Regions from separate parts of the Homo sapiens genome. Here region 1 is linked to region 2. Evidence: read pairs that join two places in POLR2A ChIA-PET (ENCODE). Cell type or tissue: PC-3. All regions are shown on one strand. Links, peaks and the distances in the headings refer to the core of each region. The heading gives the core; the rest is flanking DNA.

Evidence for each region. Peaks named below come from ENCODE experiments on the same cell type or tissue, not always from the same donor. Only the 100,000 strongest peaks of a DNase experiment are listed, where the experiment ranks them.
Region 1: POLR2A ChIA-PET joins it to region 2 with 12 read pairs; 2 of 35 experiments call an interaction of 5 or more read pairs at or near these places.

What each region holds. Positions count from the first base shown.
Region 1 is chr2:170,235,602-170,241,425 of GRCh38, reverse strand. MYO3B (myosin IIIB) reads right to left here. Exons shown (of 35, transcript NM_138995.5): 7 at 5,290-5,435. Among named protein-coding and RNA genes, the nearest start is that of MYO3B, 60 kb to the right of the region's middle. RefSeq lists a silencer at 3,413-3,707. In PC-3, for the core only: no CTCF peak of the experiment used is centred there; a DNase peak (open chromatin) is centred at 2,415.
Region 2 is chr2:170,020,712-170,026,535 of GRCh38, reverse strand. The region is part of intron 30 of UBR3 (ubiquitin protein ligase E3 component n-recognin 3); the gene reads right to left. Among named protein-coding and RNA genes, the nearest start is that of MYO3B, 150 kb to the left of the region's middle. In PC-3, for the core only: no CTCF peak of the experiment used is centred there; a DNase peak (open chromatin) is centred at 3,665.

The DNA.
Region 1 (5,824 bases), core at 267-5,266, 220 kb before region 2:
CTCCAAAGCTCTTTTGTAAACTGGTAGTTTCGAACTTGGAAAGCATTTTCTTTTTCCATAAGTATAAAGCTCTAGAGGAAGCCTAAGTCCTTAGACTAGGTCATACAGCTCTATTTAGCCACAAAAATCTAATAATGCATCCAAAGTAGAGAACTTCAGCTATTCTATTGCTTCCTCCTAAATAACCATTGAAAATACTGCTTTCATGAGAAAGTGTGTTCCAACTTAGCATGCCAGAAACAGATTTCCATTTTCCTCAAGACCAAGAATGAGCTTTTCCTACTAAAAAAAAAAACAAATAAATAAAAGGGAAGAGAAAAAATAAGAGAAAGGCAAAGGGAGAGAAGGTGTTGGCTATACTAGAAATAGCCCTGACACGGGAGATACAACTTTGCAAGGAAGGTGAGATAAGACAGAAACTTCTGGGTGAGAATAAGATATCCTGAAGTATTTTTCTACTTTTATGTAACATGTATTCCACAATTCTTTAGTTTAAAAACTTGCCTTAAGTGTTCTAAATTAGGAACTAAAAAGCAGTTCCTTTAAGGGGAGTTTGGAGAAGGGAGAGATTTCTGGTTTGCGGGTCATAAATCAATGAGCCAGAGACAGCCTATGTTCACCTAAGACAACACTCTTGATTTCTGTTCTTCCGTTTCTTGGCTGATTCAGTCATGATGCTAATAATATTCTAACTTTCAGGTTGATAATGTCAGCTTAAAATTGGGAGGAGGAAAGATATTGGACTGTAAGCTTCTTAAAGGGCAGGACCACTTTCTATTCATTTCCATATACCCCAGTCCCCTCAGTGCTCAACATATGTAATTCATCAACACATAATATAATTTAAGGAAGGGCTTTAACTTTTCAATGTAGTAGCAAAACATGTGGGCTTTAGAGTCAAACTTCTCAGATTCAAATCATTTTTCCTCCCTGAAAAGGAGGGAAGCAAGCCTGCCTAACATCCTTGAGTTTTCTCATCTGGAAAAAATAGTGGTAACAGTACTTACTTCACAGAGTTGCTGTGGGGATTAAATGCATTTCTGTTTCTAAAACACAGAACACTGTACCTGCCCCACAGTTAGCACTTGACAGATCTTAGCAGCTATTATTTTTCCATGATCATTGAGCTAATTGTCTTGTATCTTGCCCGCAAATTAGTTTCTCAGGGAATGTGGTAAACATAAAAGTTGGTTGGTATAAAGGGTTAAATTGTGAACCCCAAAAGATATGTCTACTCAGAACCTGAGAATGCGACCTCATTTGGAATAAGAATTTTTGCAGATGTAATTAAGGCAAGGATCCCCAGATGAAATTATCCTGAATTAGGATAAGCCCTAAGTCTATGTCCTTATATGAGACCAGAAAAGAAGACCCAAAGACGTGGGAAAGGCGGCCATGTGAAAACGAAGCCAGAGATTGGAATCATACTGCCACAAGCCAAGGAAAAGCTGGAGCCACCAGAAGCTGGCAGAGGCAAAGACGGATTCTTACTTAGAGTCTTCAAAGGGAGTGTGGCCCTGCTGACCCGCTGATGTGGGGCTTCTGACCTCCAGAACTGTGAGAGAATAAATGTCTGTTGCTTTAATCCACCGAGTTTGTGGTCATTCGCTGTAGCAGCCCTAAGAAACAAATACAGCTGGGTCCAGGTGACTTTGGAACAACCTAGATTTAGTGAGGGAAACAAGCCGAAATGCAAATTGGTGATGATCATGAGCTGTCCTTTTTTTGAATTGTGTACTGCAGGGAAATTCTCTTTAGGAAGGGATAATCACCAGCTTCAGGGACTGGAATGTTCAGGCCAGCCTGTGCTGTCCATTTCCAGCCAAAGACATTTCTGCTGAGAATCCTGAAAACATTCTGCATTTTTCCACAAGGAATAAAGTGGAAATATTCAATGTGTGATGAGACAATGGACAGAGTCAGCTCATACCTGGCCCCAAATAAATGGGCAGATGATGCAGCTGTCAGTGACTGACCAGTGAACCCACCCACACTGATGCCCACAGCCTTCCTCACTCCCCTCTATGGAAGTCAAGGGGGTCATTAGCCAAAGACTCAAAGCTAAGGAAAGATACCTGCTTGTCAAGAGACCAACATAATTGTATATTTCCACTAACTCTATTGATTCTTGCAATTATATCTATGAAACGGATCTCTTTTTAAGGGAAAAATATATCCAGGTCATCTTCAAGATCCTTTTAAGCCTTTGGAATTTTAAAGAAGTCCTCAGTAAAGAGTCATGAGAGACAGTTGAATCCACTGATGTTGAGAGAAATGATATTCACTCATTTGCTCTCTTATAACTCCTGGGGAAAAATAGCAGCAGACAGAGCAGTGACAGTCAGAGAGGGGTGACTTTTTTGGAGCAAAGGCGTTAGACGAGATGACACATGCTGACAGGTTCAGCAAATAGTGGATGCTCTGCCAATCAGCAGGTAATTTCTGTGTGTTTGCAAAGTGGGAAAGATTGTGAGTCACGCAGTATTTCAAAGCAGGTCACGATGACCCTGTGTGTGATCTTCTAATGTGAAGGTCAAGAGAAAGGAGAAGGTGGATAAAGGAAGAAAAGGGAAAAGCAAGGAGACCCATGTACAGGCAAATCAACCACATCAAGGCAAGTTGCCACCTATTTCCTGACAATACCCAGGGAACCTTCCTAATTACCTGTTTTATTGACATCTGAGGCTCACAGGTAACCAGCACTTCATTAACTCATAAATCTTTTTTTAACTTGTGAAAGTCACTTCTTCCCTGACTCCATCAAGGTTTTATTTTCTTCCCTTACTGGGTAATTTACTCAATTTATTTCCAGTAAAGAAAGGGTTGCCGGGAAAAGGTCAGTGAGGAAAGCCAGAGGAAGAAGCCACACGCAGTATTCTGGATCCCAACATACCCTGAAAAGGATTTCATTGTTTCACTGACAAGAATTCCAAAGCACTGAAAATAGTCACATTCAAATAGAAAAAAAATTAATTCTGAAGCCAAATGGATTCAAAGGATTTTTGTCATTATTTTTCATTTGCTTTTCTCCACTGAGGGGGCGGAGAGAGAGAGAGAGAGAAAGAGAGACAGACAGACAGACAGGCACTGAACTGAGATCGATTCCAATGAAACACACAGGTAAATAATTTGAATGCCTTTTTAAAATACATAAATGCTTAATTTCTGTACTTTTCATCAAAGAGCTTTTCTGGGGAAAGGATACATTTTTAGCACTAGAAATTAAGTAGCACTCACACAGGATGCACACATTTGGTCAATCCATAACCCTTCAAAGAGAACTGTGCAATTCTAATTGACAGAGTAATTTTAAAGTAAATAACTTGGTGAATATAAACCCAACATATTTTTCCTGGTTTGGGGAAGAAAAAAGCTGTACAATGTACGTAAATATGCTAAGATTTAAAATAAAATAAAATAAAACCTCTTATCATTCTTGTCCAAGAATGTCACGTCAGCCATTAAGGTTGTGACAATGGCAAGTGTTGAACACACATGAGCACACATAATCACACTGAGAATCTGCTGACTGATTATTGCTGACATTGCCTAGTTCAATCTGATTCATCATTTGCACAGGAACCAAGAGACATTAAAAGGGCAGGAGGTTACACTAGGGGGAGAGAAACAAAGCCTTAAACTAAGTTGGGATAAGGATCCTTTTCTAACAATTGCCCAATTCTTGGGATCCACTCTGTCCCGAGGCAGGCAGTAGAGACTTAGTTACTCGTATTCCACATCTGGAGATCTGGAGGCTTCTCCCAAGATGGAAGAGATGAGTGGTGAGAGAATATGAGATTATTAGAAGAAGCTTGGCTGGGCACAGAAGCAAGCTAAGTGGAGTCAATAGAGTGGAAGGGTCTATTTAAACATATACACCCCCCTCCCCCCCGCCAAAAACACACACTCTTTGCTGCCTCACATTTATCACCTTAAGAAATTTTTGAACACCTGGTCTGTATACAAATACATAACAAGAAAGGAAAAAAATATAGATGATCTCTTATCAAAAGTACATATTATTTTGCTAAAGAGAAGCTACACCTTAATCCTGATATTCAGGAAATTATGTTGCCACATTAAATAAATGGTGAGGGGTAAACCATTTGTAAAAAAAAATCAAAGCACACACACAAATCATTCCAGACACCATTTCCCATTTTCTGACTTATTACTATACACAATGCAGCTTTTAGCTCCTGCATTCTTATATCCTTTTGAATGTTCACCAGACTATTAATTTAAAAAGCCAGGTGCTTCGTCTGCTCCTCTAATCGCTGTGACCTGTTTTTGTGATTCGAAAAAGGCAAAAAGACTAACTCTGGCTTGGGTGGGAATCATTTTTGGAATAGTGGTTGGTGGTTGTTCACATCTGGATTAGGTATAAAATGATAAAATTATGATGATGAACATCAGAGAGCCTCATCTGCATATAAATAGACCTAATCAGAAATGCAAATTGCAATCAGGAGAAATTTTTAAAGGCTGTGATAGCTGTGTGATTGTGCAGATAAGGAAAGGTCAACATTTGTATTGTTAAGGCAGTTAAATGGCTCCCAGCCTGCCCAGAGCCTTCCTTTGAAAGAGACATATGGAAGGTACAAATTATCTCTCAATCTGCACCCTGGTTGGGAAGGAGTCCCTGGATAGCTTCATATTCCATAACTAGAGCCGTGAGCTGGCCATACATCAGCCCGATTCCAATGAAAGGCAACCCAACCTCTTGTACAAACCACTAATGAATACACAGAATAGAAAGTATACTTGCATTTAAATGCTCTCCAAACAGACCTCTTTCCGCACAATTTTCCACTGAGACGGAAATTAAGGGATGGAGAGTAAGATATAGCGCTGATGTAACATTTTCTGATACATTTCAATGCTAGTCTGAGTGAATACAGCAATATGATATACATATGTTTTCACTGAATACTAGAGAAAGTATGTAATTAAAAAGAAAACACTAGCATTTAGACAGATTACTTAATCCACAATTCCATTCGTAGTCTTATCGTGCAAAGTACAAAAAATGAGTATCTCAGAAAAAGCTGAGTGCTAAAAATAGGCAATTGTTCCAACATGGTCTTATTATTCCTTGGGGTATGTTATCTTTCAGGAACATCCTCTTCTCTGTCCCCCCCAGCCCCCCTTGCTTTTTCAAAGAAAATATATTTCACAATCAGGCTTTGTCAGGTTTGGAGAGAAATTGCTTGCAAACTATTTATTATCCCTCTAACCAGACGCTTTCACAAAGAACTAATGAGTCAAGAGCGCCATCTTGTGTCTTACCTTGGAATCTTAAAGAGTGTTTTCACAGGATGCATGTCAAAGAGGGGAGGGTCTCCATCCCCCAGTTCAATAGCTGTGATCCCCAAGGACCAGACGTCACAGCGAGCGTCATAGGAAGAGTCATACTGCTGCTCACAGGCAATGACCTATTGGACAAAAGCAGGACATGACACATCAACCCTACTGCCACATCAGATGTCCTAAAAAGGCCCTGGGCTGATCTTAGCCCCGTTCTCAGTTTTCTTGGCCACGATGATATTGAATTCCAGTAATAAGATGTGTGCATTCTAGGCCTTATTTGTGTATAACCAATTTATTATCTTATACGTTCATTAGCTTTTACAAATGTGTCAGTTTTGTTTTTAAAAAGCATGCATTGAACCGTCTAAGTAACAAGAACAGTGCAAGGGGAGGAAGCGGATGTATACCACACCATCCCAACCCTGCTATTCTTTAAGGAAAGGCTTTGTCTACATCCTTCACCTCATTACCAGCTACTGAATTCAATAACAAGCAACAATTGTTCTCAAAGATG
Region 2 (5,824 bases), core at 551-5,550:
GTGTCTTTAAACAAATTACCTAACCTTAGTTTTACAGTCCATAAAATAAATATAATGTCATCTTTCTGGTCTATTATATAGTAATAATAGTTATAATCATAGAATAAATCTATAGTATGTTTGTAAGTTGGGCTTACATACAGGCAGATACATACATGGTTTGTACAAATATGAAATAAATTTAATATTTATAAACTTTACAACTAAAACTAGATATTACAACTAAAATTATAGATTATTATACATTGGAAACATAAGATCTCCACATAAAACCATCACTCTACAAACACATATTAACATATATTCTTAACTCTCTTCTCTCTTCTTTCCTTAATTTTTGGTACCACTCTCTCCTGGCTTTCCTCTGGTTCCTTCTCAGTTACTTTTATGTGCCCTTCTTCTGCTAATGAACCCTAAAAGGTGACATTTCTCATTAAAAAAAAGGAAAAGCCATCCTTTATTAGTCCTCTTTCCCTCTCATTCTGCACACACTACTTTACCCAAGCCCACTTCTACCTCTAAGTTCACAATTCACAAGGCTCTCTGGTACTTCAGATGTTCAACAGGCACCTCAAAATCAATACACCCAGACTAACCTGATTATACAGCCCAGCCCAGCTCCAATGTTAATTTCCTTTTAAAATTCCTATTTGAGTGAATGACACTCTTACTTGAGTGAATTTCCTTTTATAATTGCTATTTGAGTGAATGACACCACTACCCATGCAAACAACCAAGGAAAAACTCGGGAGTCATCTCCTACAGCCTTGCCCTCCACCAATCCCATTGGTTCTGCCTCTTATGATCCATCCTATTCTGGACCACTCTGCCACTACACTGTTTTCCACCTAAATTGCTCAACAGAATGCTCACTCAGCAGTATGCCTTTTGGTTCACCCCTTCCAATCCATCTAATCAATAAATCTGTTCACAATATCTCATAATTGATTGCTGAACCACTGAAGGAACAGGCATAGAAAGCCCTTTATGAGCTAGTCCATTTTCTTTTTCAGGTTTATTTCTTAACCTTCCTTCTTTTCTTTCCAAGTATTCCCCAACGTGTCATGTCGTCTCATGTCTTTGCAAGCTGTTCTCTCAGCCTAGAATAGTATCATTTTGTCCTTCAGGCCAACTCAGTTCATCTTTCAAGAGCCAGTTCATGTGCTGCTCTGTAAGGTTCTCTCTGATACCTCAGAAAGATCAGATTATCCCCTTACTTTATGCATTCTCCATACCTTGTGCTATCTATTTCAATTTTAGCATCTCTTACACAGTCTTGTAATTATTTTTCATGTTTTCCTCTCTCATTGGATGGTCAGATCTCCCTGAAGAAGACAATTGTGTCTTTACATTTTTGTACCCCCTAGGCTAGCACAACTGCTTGACATATAATAGGATTTTTAAAAGTAGTCTGAGCATTATATATCTACAATTCTATGAAAAAATCATAAATATAAGCATAAAATTCATGATGGTTTTCTACTTTTCCCTTTCTGTTGCAATGACACATTGGTTCAGTTACCAAGAAGCAGGCCAATTAATCAGCCCTACTTTCACTTCCCCAAAAGAGACTGACCCCCAACTCTAACTACTAAAGCAGTGCTTGACCTATTTGCTCCTACCATCTTCTTCCCATGCTGGTTCCCATGCGACAACTCACCTGGGATAAATTCTATTTTCTGCAAAATCTAATCAAATTCTTTACAACTGTGACAAGTCTAAAGTATTATAATGTGCTTCATCACAAGACAGACACATCATTACTGAAACTGAGAAAACAACACTGAAAGACCAGTTTGTCCTTAGGAAAATCTAAGACTTAATTATAAGTACTCCTAGCTAGAACCAAAAAGTAAGGTTTAAGAAATCCCTCTACCTTTATCAACATTAAGGTAAGACTATTTTACATAAAAAAACTCTATAAAATAAAAATATAACTCCAAATTTATTATATGAGTTTCACATGTATGTGTATGAATACCACACACACACACATGCACACAGATACCATTATGCCAATTTTTATGACCTCAGGAATATCCACTTAAAGAAACTAAACCCAAAGTTACCATATGTTGAAATCTTTCAAAAATGCTTTTGAAACAGATGTTCCAGTACCATCCCGGAAACTGTGTACCTCTGTCAGTTATTTCTTTTCTCTTTTTTTTTTTTTTTTTTTTTTGAGATGGAGTCTCGCACTGTCGCCCAAGATGGAGGACAATGGCGCAATCTCAGCTCACTGCAAACTCCAGCTCCCGGATTCAAGCAATTCTCCTGCCTCAGCCTCCCCAGTAGCTGGGATTACAGGCTCCCACCACCACACCAGGCTAATTTTTTGTATTTTTAGTAGAGACGGGGTTTCAGGTTGTTACCCAGGATGGTCTCGATCTCCTGACCTCGTAATCTGCCCACCTCAGCCCTCTGTCAGTTATTTCTAAACATGCAAGAAATCTAAAACTGGTAGGTTATTTCTTACTATACTCATACTGATCATTAAGATATAAAGACATTAAAGAGTTATCCCAAAGACTTTCTGCCAGGCGCGGTGGCTCATGCCTGTAATCCCAGCACTTTGGGAGGCCAAGGTGGGTGGATCATGAGGTCAGGAGATCGAGACCAACATGGTGAAACCTTTTCTCTACTAAAAAATACAAAAATTAGGCCGGGCACAATGGCTTACGCCTGTAATCCCAGCACTTTGGGAGGCCGAGGTGGGTGGATCACGAGTTCAGGAGTTCAAGACGGTGAAACCCCATCTCTACTAAAAATACAAAAATTAGCCAGGTGTAGTGGCAGGTGCCTGTAATCCCAGCTACTCGGGAGGCTGAGGCAGGAGAATCGCTTGAATCCGGGAGACAGAGGTTGCAGTGAGCTAAGACCGTACCACTGGACTCCAGCCTGGGTGACAGAGCAAGACTCCGTCTCAAAAAAACAAAACAAAACAAAGCAAAAACAAAAATTAGCTGGGTGTGGTGGTGGGTGCCTGTAATCCCAGCTACTTTGGAGGCTGAGGCAGGAGAATTGCTTGAACCCAGGAGACAGAGGTTGCTGTGAGCCGACATGTTACCACTGCACTCCAGCCTGGGCAACAGAGTGAGACTCCGTCTCAAAAAAAAAAAAAAAATTTTCATAAATTGGTTCTATCTTAAATCGTACCACTGTTAAAATGCACCTAAAGTAAACTTAACTGGGTCTGTATTCAAGACTTCAGTCTTATCAGTCTAGTCATCAATGGTTAAATCACTGTCAATGGAAAAAACCTCAGCCAGGCAAGGTGACACATACCTGTAGTCCCAGCTACTCAGAAGGCTGAGATGGGAGGATTATTTGAGCCCAGGAGTTTGAGGCCAGCGTGGGTAACAAAGCAAGACCCTGTCCCTTAAAAAAAAAAAAAAAACTCAACTAGCCAAATGACTCTGAAATATCATGGGGGTGGAGAAAAAAATCTCCCTTTCTCTGCAACTGAATAATCAAAGTGAGGAAATGGTTCTGACCTACTTATCCTAAGGTGAATGTAATAGGTGTGAGTATACACCTCTCACATCAAAGCCAGCTTCCACTGGTTCCTCTGTATGTCCCTGAGAAATCAGCCATGAAGAGATGGGAAAGAGCTCTTTAAATGAGGTCTGGGAACAGGTCCAAGAAGAAGGGAACATCTGTAGATCTGGTTCCCAAGAGACAGAAGGTTGATGCCATGGATGACAGGAGCTGACTCATCTCTCCCTATCCCATTCCTAAGCACTCCAGGCAAGGCAGGGCAGAGAATCAAGTGGCAGTTATGGTAGAATTTTAAAGAGTTAAAAGACAAGTTTAATAATTATTATTATATATAATAACATATTATGTAAGATACTTTAGCTCATATATCTAATACTATTTGATCATTACATTAACTATGATGGATATATCAGATAGTCAGTATAAGTACCATCATCCTCACTTCCACAATGAGGTAAAAAGTTAGGTTAGGTTCCCAAAGTCCAACAGATAACAAATACACTAGAATCCATGCCTTCAAACTCCAACCCGGTGTTCCTTCCAGCACTATATGCTAGGTTTTCACCAGTCAACAAGGACACATGGGATTTTGGGAATAGAGTGGGGAAGTGTTGCTTCCTTTGGAGAGGTTTTTTCTGCCATGTGAGGAAGGGAAGACAGTGAAGAAAAAGGCTGTCTTGAGTACTTTCATACTTTCCATGTTGTGTTCCTCTCCTGCCTCCCGGAGTTCCTATGTCTCCACTCCCAGGCACAGTATGCCATAATTCTCTGGTTAACCCAAGTATCCACAAGTATTATTATTAGCTTCACCAAATTGTTCACCTTCTACTTTAAGGTTTCAGGGACTAGAAGCCTCCCCTTTTCGCTTTCCGACAGAGCTTGGGATGATAAGAGACAGGGAGAGGACAATTCTGCTTCTGCATATAGGTAGTCCTAGGAAGAGAGGTCAGTTCTTAGGACTCCTAACTTCCTCTTTACTAAAGAGGCACATTCCATGAATCCAGGTCTTATTTAAGCACCTCGTTTAAAATGGGGGTAGAGTTTGTCCTATCTAACTGCAGAAGAAAGAAGCTGCCTCGCCCTAAGCCAAGTAAGATCCAAAGACTCCTATGTCCTGATAGTGAAAATTACTATCTATGGTACTTAGTTCTTGAATGCCCAAATTATAAATACAGAAAGGCCTGGCTACTTAAGTCACAAATCATGGCACTTTCAGAAAGGCCTTAAAGAAAATTTAAAGCCACTCCTCTAACTTAAATTTTCATGCCACATTCTTAAACCTCTCCAAATTAACAATGTATTTTGTTCTCAAAAGATAAACTTTATCATGGGGATAAATCTCATTCTGTCCTCCTAATCTCATCTCTGAAGAGGTCAAAAGAAAGTCTGTCAAGTCCCTTAAAAAAAACTGCAATGGACTGAATGTTTATGTCCCACCAAAATTCATATGTTGAAGTCCTAACCCCAAGGTTAGTATAAGGAGGTGGGGCCTTTGAGAAGTGATTAGGTCACGAGGAAGCCCTCATGAATGGGATTAGTGCTCTTATAAAAGAGATCCCAGAGAGATCTCTTGCCCCTTCCACCACGTGAGGTTACAGTGAGAAGACAGCTATGTATGAGGAAGCAAGCAGGCCCTCACCAGACACCAAATCTGCTGGAGCCTTGATCTTAGACTTCCCAGCCTCCAGATCTGTGAGAAATACATTTCTGTTGTATATAAGCCACCCAGTCTATGGTATATTGTTATAGACTAAGACAAAAATTGAGCTAAAAAGTGTTATCTTGCTCCTTCTCCTTATCCACACACCCCCCAATTTGACAATTATAGTGTTGAAATAGGAGAAATATTAATGTTGAGATTTACAATCTATAGAAACTAGAATATATATTATAAAATTGAATTCTTACAACAATCCTCTGATTGGGTATTAATGAGGAACAGAATCTCACTCTCTAGTTTACACTATGCTGCCTTTTAATATCACCATCCTTTAAAAGGCTTACCAAACTCCTCACCTATCTCAAACAGTACTCCTTATCTCTGAAAGTGTTCAAGCACAGTGCAAACGATTGGAATAGTAGGTACAAGATGCCTGAGCTAGATAACATTTAGACTAGGAGATTTCCTAAGTAACTTTTAGCTCAAAGATTCTGATTCTATTTATCATGTGATTTCACTGACAGCCTCTATTTTTTATTTATGCACTATTTAAAATGAAGAGCAAAATAAAATATAAAACAAAATACCAAAATCTTCTGAATTTGTAAGATGTATCAAAAGAAAAGAAAAACAAAAACTCCAAGCTTTGATTTATTCTACAGTGTA